Linked DNA regions of Homo sapiens: all the other regions are linked to region 3. A link is a loop called in an ENCODE intact Hi-C map of the cell type or tissue named here. Cell type or tissue: chondrocyte. All regions are shown on one strand. Region 1 has its middle 18 kb from the start of LIPK. Region 2 overlaps RNLS (renalase, FAD dependent amine oxidase). Region 3 holds the start of ACTA2-AS1 (ACTA2 antisense RNA 1).

The links. Peaks named below come from ENCODE experiments on the same cell type or tissue, not always from the same donor. Only the 100,000 strongest peaks of a DNase experiment are listed, where the experiment ranks them.
Region 1: a loop joins it to region 3, with 3 times the contacts of the local background. A loop is called at or near these places in 15 of 110 quality-filtered maps.
Region 2: it touches region 3 in a loop (9-fold over the local background); 19 of 110 quality-filtered maps call a loop at or near these places.

Annotation. Positions count from the first base shown.
Region 1 is chr10:88,686,506-88,689,005 of GRCh38, reverse strand. No RefSeq gene overlaps it. Among named protein-coding and RNA genes, the nearest start is that of LIPK, 18 kb to the left of the region's middle. In chondrocyte, CTCF peaks have their summits at 752 and 953 (motif pointing left); no DNase peak of the experiment used is centred here.
Region 2 is chr10:88,563,740-88,566,239 of GRCh38, reverse strand. The region is part of intron 4 of RNLS (renalase, FAD dependent amine oxidase); the gene reads left to right. Among named protein-coding and RNA genes, the nearest start is that of RNLS, 18 kb to the left of the region's middle. In chondrocyte, a CTCF peak has its summit at 960 (motif pointing left); no DNase peak of the experiment used is centred here.
Region 3 is chr10:88,931,483-88,933,982 of GRCh38, reverse strand. ACTA2-AS1 (ACTA2 antisense RNA 1) reads right to left here and starts at 1,299. Exons shown (of 5, transcript NR_125373.1): 1 at 1,024-1,299; 2 at 97-342. RefSeq lists an enhancer at 1,609-1,708. In chondrocyte, CTCF peaks have their summits at 923 and 1,126 (motif pointing right); no DNase peak of the experiment used is centred here.

The DNA.
Region 1 (2,500 bases), 240 kb after region 3:
ATCTATTTGCTCTGGCTTTCCATCTTGCTCTGCCTTTCTAGAACCGTGGATCTGGGACTACATTTTGTAATGATTAAGCCAATCTCAAGTATATTTGCTATTTAAATATAATTTTAAAAAGTAATCTGACACAGTAAAGAACAAAACAGATTATCAACAGAGAGAAAAACAATTAGTTGTTAAATTATTTGCTCATAAGGCATTTATTATATAGGCACATAATAATAAGCTCCAATAATTAAAGAAGAGCTCCCATGTGGATGGTTGCCATGCAGTAGAGGACATATCATGAGGTGCAACATGGGTTACCCGAATTTACAGAGTTCATAAATCTAGAAGCAATGATAAAAACACATCACACGTACTCCAACTATAGAAAACAAAGAAGTAAGATTGATAGCAAAGGTAACAAATGTACTGTTTAGCAGGGGATCATGTGAGAGATTTATTTATATTAAGGCTTGATTTGATCTGTTAATGTGGTATATTGGACAGATTTGGATTTTTGAGTCAGGAAGACCTGAATTCACTATTTTTCATGAGAATTTGCACATATAATTCATTCTACATCTCCCTACTTTACATGTTATAATAAAAAATTGGCACACTGTGCCAATATTATATATTTATATTATGTATATATTTGTATAATTAACATAAAATTGGCATAATATTACCAATTTTATAGTACTTTTGTGGGTATTAATTGTTTTTCCATATATAAAGTACTTAGCAGAATGTTAGCTTTTCCTATCTTCCATCTGGGAACTTCTCTAAAATTTAATTCCTGATTGGGTTTTGCTTATTTAGGTAGTCTTTTTTTTCACAATTTTTAATAAAGGGGCTGACATGCTAAGTAAAATGAGTACAGGCATCATCTATTGATTAAATAGAGTAAATGCCCCTGGATTAGGAGGAAAAACACAAGCAGCCTCCAAATCTACCCTACCCTCTAGTGGCAAATCTGGATAACTGCATAGTTCTATCAAATTCTGTGAAAATAGATTGTGAATGTAAAAATGTTATTTTAAATAACAGTAAGTGTTTTTTTTCATAGGGTTATTGGCTGCATGTCCTTGTTTGGTCACTTACAGAACTAATTTCAAAAAGGAGTTAAATTTTAGAGCTGTGGTAACAAAACACTGCTAGATTTGCAGCAATTCTGATGTAATCACAAAGCATAATTTCCTTATTAATGGTATAGATTTCTGGGCCTGTGTTAATTTGAGAAGTCTAAATGCTATTTGGTTATTTAAACTCAATTTTGACTTCAAAAGCTTTTTAAAGATGAAGAAACTGAATATGTTATAGGGATAGAAAATAATGACAGAGAAAAAACAAAATTATCAACACTCTTTAAATGATACACATCATCTGTGCTTCAATCGGTGCATTTTGTAGCTATAGACCAGAATGTCATCAATACTAACGTTAGATACAAGGTTAATATTACAATTATTATGATACCCTCAGAAGCAGGATTTTTTTTCTCTATTATTTCAATTGTCTCCTTTGTTTCACATCTGGATAATCTGAAGTTGATACTAGCAAAGGTTTGTTTGGGGAAGAAATATATGTGTCAATAAGCTCAACCACATTGTAAGATATGAGAGTTGTCTCTAATAAGAGATATGTTATTCACTATATTTAATGAAATCAAAGAAAATAATAGGCCTAAGTAATCTAGAATTGTGGGTTGCTGATTATAAAGCACAGCCAAATGAAAGCAAATCAACGATAGTGCAACAAAATGTGATCTGTTTAAGACTCAAAACAGTAGTTCTCAAAGTAGAAATTCCTGACCAGTGGTATCAGCATTAGCTGGGAACTTGTTTGAAATGCAAATTCTTAGACAGGGCCTAGACCTACTAAAGCAGGAACACTGGAGATTGGCGAACTCCAGGTGATTCTGGTGTATGCTAAAAGTTGATGTTAGGAGACTATTCTCCAGGGCATTTCTTCATATCTCAGATCAGTTTTTGTCCCAGACTATCTTTTCAATGATGTGTGTTTAGTGAAAAGCCTTGAAAGACAGAAGACCGTCTCCCTCCAGTGTAGAGGGTAGATTTGTTCCTAACCAGTATAATAAAGATGTCTTCATATGGGGCAAAGATTGGACAGTTTTGCTGGCAGCCCCTTTATAAGATTGGGAGGTTCCTAAACTTGGAATTCTTCACTGTGACATAGGCTTATTGTATGTGCAACATCCACCTGGGTCCACTTCTGCATCTTCTCTATGGACTTGTGGAACAAGGAGAACGTGAAGGTGATGAGGTCCGCTGTGATACAAGTCCTTTGTCTTTGACCCAAGAGTTTCCTGTCTCCTGCCAGCATCTGTGAAATTGTGGCAGGCTACTTTGTTAGCCTATAAGACTCTTTGGGGTCCTTTGCAGTTTAGAACTACAGGACCAGAACACTCAATTAAAATGGATCTTTCTCACTTTAGCCACTTCTCTGCTCAGGTGTCATTTCCCAGGGGAGCTTTTTCTGACCACTCTAT
Region 2 (2,500 bases), 370 kb after region 3:
TTATAAATATTTTTAACTTGGAAAGAAGATTAAAGTATGTATTTATATATTTTTTCATGAATCAGAAATAATTTGACAAACATTAACATTGGCTATTGCTCAGATATGATTTTCATTTTCTTCTTTACGATTTTTTGAATAATCATAACTTTAAAAATAAGAATAGTTTACTCTTATTATAAAAAATGATATTGGCCGGGCGCGGTGGCTTCTGCCTGTAATCCCAACACTTTGGGAGTCTGAGGTGGGCGGATCACGAGGTCAAGAGATCGAGACCATCCTGGCCAACATGATGAAACCCATCTCTACCAAAAATACAAAAATTAGCTGGGTGTGGTGGAGTGCGCCTGTAGTCCCAGCTACTCAGGAGGCTGAGGCAGGAGAATCGCTTGAACCTGGGAGGCGGAGGTTGCAGTGAGCCAAGATCACGCCACTGCACTCCAGCCTGGTGACAGAGCGAGACTCCCTCTCAAAAAAAAAAAAAAAAAAAAAGAAAGATAACGTTGACACTGTTTTAAAAAAATGTATCATGCTGAAAAGAAATAGATCTTCTTTCCTTTTTTTTTAGTGGAGGAGTATTGTGCCATATGTAGGCTCTTTATGATGAAAAAGTTTAAGAATAATTGACTTGGTATATTTGACTGAGGATGAGGGTCTTTGGATGTTATATTGAGCTGACTCAATTCAGAATTGGACCCCCATGGAAATCATTTTGTGTTTAATTCATTGTTATGAAATAATTCTCTCTGGCACTAAAGACTTAAACTAGAATGTCCCCACAAGATCCTTTAACATCTGTGGGTCAAATCAAAGGGATTAAAACATGACCTCAGTATGAAGAATTGGTTAATGTCTACCCTTCTCTCTGTGTTTTCTGGAGAAAAATCAGCTCTTATTTGATTATTAGACGTCTTAGGCTTCTGTGAAAAAGACATCCACTTACAAAGCCATATATTGCCATCTAGTGTGTGAAATATATATTGTAGTTCCCCTTAGAATCTAAACTAGAGAGGACTGTGAAAATGACAGAAACATAGAATAACACTATAACTATAATATTCACAAAACTGCATATCACAGGGAAATAAATTTAGGCCCATTAGAATTACATAACTTACCAAAAAGTGCTTGATTAATGAGTGACAGAATTAGGAATGTACTACATGTTTCACATTTGTACAGACTATGAACAGCCACGTCTGTAGCTTCCTGTGTTTTTCTTCTCATTCTCATTCTCTTTCTCTCTCTTTCTAATCATATGTAGCCTTTAGGATTAACATAAGTATCATATCTTATGTGAAAGAATTCCCTTTACATTATAGAGTGGTCTGGATTTTCTGTCATCCAACTCTCTCTATTTTGCTTCTTATGGAAGAAGCAGATGTAATTGTTTTTTCATTTGGCAATTATTTATTACATTTATTAAACTTCCTCCCAGCTGGGAGAATAGAGAAACCTCATGTATCATATTGTGACCCTCTTATGATTTACTTTCTGATTCTATAATAGTGCTACTTTCTCTATATTCTTATTACAAAGATTATATCACTTAATCCTCAAAGTAATGCTAGGCATTATTATTGTCTCAATTCTTGGTGAAACTGAGATGTGAACCTCAGTAAAATGACTCCAGAGCTTGTACTCTTAACCACTGTTATGCATAGCTCTTCCATGTGTACTTGATCTTCCTCTCTACCATGCACAGAAATTCCTCAAACCCCTGACCCTTAAACATTAGATTCAGGAATTCCTAATCTCTCCTCCTAGTTTTACTTCTAGTTATAGCACTCATCTCCACCCCCCACCCTCTGATTTTCAGGGATTCACCAGTTTAATCCACCTTAAGATCCTGCAAGAGAAAGATGCTTTACTTTCTCATGTGTGTGTGTGCATGTGTGTGTGTGTGTGTGTGTGTGTGTGTGTATTTGCAGTCATCACAACCTTTCAAAACACAATGTTGAGCTTCTCTTTCCTAGATTGGAGGATGGGGAAAGGAGTTTGTTTTCCCTAAATAATTTATCCTTGTAAATTTTTTAATTTCTAGTTGCTGTGTGATAGCAAAGATGTAATAAAAGCGGAGAAGATCTCAAGAAGGCAAACTCTAATAACCAAAGGATCACATCCATATGTGAATATATGAATAACAGAAATAAAATTTCTTTATCTAGAAATATAGAGCTTCACAGATCTACAATGCCAATAGATGCAGATATAGAACAGATATGCATATGTATGTTTAATTATAATTTAGGAGAACATGGAATTGTTTTTAAAATTCTAAAATACAACCACAAATTAAGGAAATGCTACTTTATTTCAATGTAGAAAAGTTTTCAATTAATAAGACATTATTTGACTGAATAATTTTGCTTACATTTAAAAATTATAGCACTTGTTCATCCAGTATAATAGTTTCTGAAAGTTCCAGTACATTTATAGATGCTAGGTTTTTAAATGAACTATTAAAATAAAGATCTTGGGGGTACCTTTCTAACTTTCC
Region 3 (2,500 bases):
TGAGGAGACAGAGATTGCTCTAGAAATGCAATGGGATAGGAGAGCTACCAACTTCCATTTGGCCTGAAAGGCACAAAGATATAAAAAAATACTGACCCTGCTGTTCAGGGTCTTAGCCTCAGAGCACTCCTTGCCCAGGCTGTTCACCATCCTCAGTTGCTCCCAAGCTGAGAGCTGCTTGCCCTCCAGTGCATAGTGTGTGTCGGAAGCCACTGGTTGTCCTGAGGAGTTAAGGTGGCTCTGTCTGTGGCAGCACCTCACTGCAGAGACCTCCAGGCCCAGGACTGAGTGTCTGTTTGGTCTAGAAAACCCGAACTCCCCTAGTCTTCTCTGGCCCTGTAACTTGCAGATAATTAGGATTAATACCACAAATAATAAGAGCTGGGATGTACTGGTGCCTGCCATGACCAGAGCCTGAATCAAGCTCTTTATATTAGGATCCCATTTTCTCCTGCAACAGCCCTGTGAATTTTGCCTGACTTTAAAAAAAAATAGAGATGGGATCTTGCCATGTTGCCCAGGCTGGTCTTGAACTCCTGGGCTCAAACGATCCTCCCACTTTTTGGCCTCCTAAAGTGCTGGGATTACATGCGTGAGGCACAGCACCTGGCCATTACTGCCTTTTTACAGAAGAGTAACTGAGGCTAGCAGCAGCCCAATGTCATGCTGCTGGCAGAAGTATCAGCTTGCTCCTTCTTGTGCTTGGTTTCCAATTCATGTTTTTAGCCATTAGGCCAGCATTTCCCAAAGAATAGGCTACACGGACCAACCTCATCGGAAGCTCATTTTAAATGGGTAGAGCCCTGGGTCACATCTAACACCCGCTGAGCTAGAATCTCTGGAGCTGAAGCTGGAAACCTGAACTTCAATCAGATTTCCCTGGTGATTCTTATGTACATCAAAATTTAAGAACCACTGGAATATGATCGAGGGAAATCTTCCAGCTGCAAATTCATGCTTGCCATGCAGGGGCACCTCATAGCCACTAGATTTAAACTTAAGGATTAGTGTGCAGATACTTGCCACCAGATCACTTTCATAATTGAGGCAGAAATCACCAACCATTGCTGTCATCTCTACAGGGTTTCCTTGGAGTAAAACTGGTCTGTTGCACTGCTGTACTTCATATTTACCACCAGGCGGCATGAGCTCCTAGTAAAGCAACATTCTTGGAACAGCCTCTCAGGCTGAAACAGCCATGCCCAGAGGCAAAAATCAGGCAAACCAGAACCACCCACTGAATACGCATTAGTGAAATTTTAGCTCCTTGTGAGCCACTCAACTGCAGTGCCTAAGCACCCTCCTCCCAGTCATCTATCAGTAATTCATCCCCTGACTCCATGAGATGCCCAGTGACTTAATAAAGGGCTGGGCTTTGCACAGGTGGCTGAGTCCCCTTCATGAGCGTCACACCAATCTCCAGAGGAGACAAAACCAGCAACATACAGGTTTGGCAGCCTTCTGAATCCTCTTCTCTCCTCTAACAATAGCAAACCAGACTCTCAAAGGAGGGGAACATCCTTCTATGACTATAAAATTTTCCTATGACAGGCTTTTGCAACTCTGGAGGACAGCATGGGTTTCTAATGACATTAATTCACATCATGCTGCCATTACTGTGAGCAGATGTGTGGGAAGAGGCATTATTTACTTAAAAATAATCCTCTGTTGTCTTGGGAGGCCGAGGCAGACAGATCACCTGAGGTCAGGAGTTCAAGACCAGCCTGGCCAACATGGTGAAACCCCATCTCTACTAAAAATACATAATTAGCCAAGCGTGGTGGCACGCACCTGTAATCCCAGCTACTCAGGCATCTGAGGCAGGAGAATTGCTTGAAACCCAGGGACAGGGGTTGCAGTGAGCCAAGATCGCATCATTGTACTCCAATCTGGGCAAAAAGGAGTGGAACTCCGCCTCAAAATAATAATAATAATAATAATAATAATAATCCTCTGTTGTTAATGTGGTATCATTTGTGTAGCTAGGAAATTCTCTTTAGAAGAATTTCTAACAGAACAGCTTGGAGAAGAACGTCTGACTGTAGTTAGGGAGGAGGCTGTCTGGACCAACACACACTTGCAGGCAACCAGAAGCCATTGCTGCAGCGCAGCTCAGTTTATTCAGAAAGAGACAGCCAAAAAAAAAAAAAAAAAAGAGAGAGGGAGAGAAAATGGGGCAGCCTGAGATAGGGTTCTTCCTTTTCAGAGTATGAAGTAATGTTTATTCCTGGGAGAGCAGAGTCAACTTAAGTAATGTCTGAAGAGCACTATGAGCTAGGACAGAGAGCAGTGTCAAGGAAATAGAACTAGGCAAGGTTCTGCCTGGATGGAACCTGCAGCCAAGTGAGGAAGATGGGCACTAAATAAGCAGTTGGGTACATTGTCAGGGGTTCAAAAGAAGAATTATATGGGGTACTGGCTTTTATAGCCATGGGCTCTAACTTGAGCCAGGAGCTCAGGAGAGGCTGCCTCCCTGAGAAGATAGTGCTTAAGCAGAAGC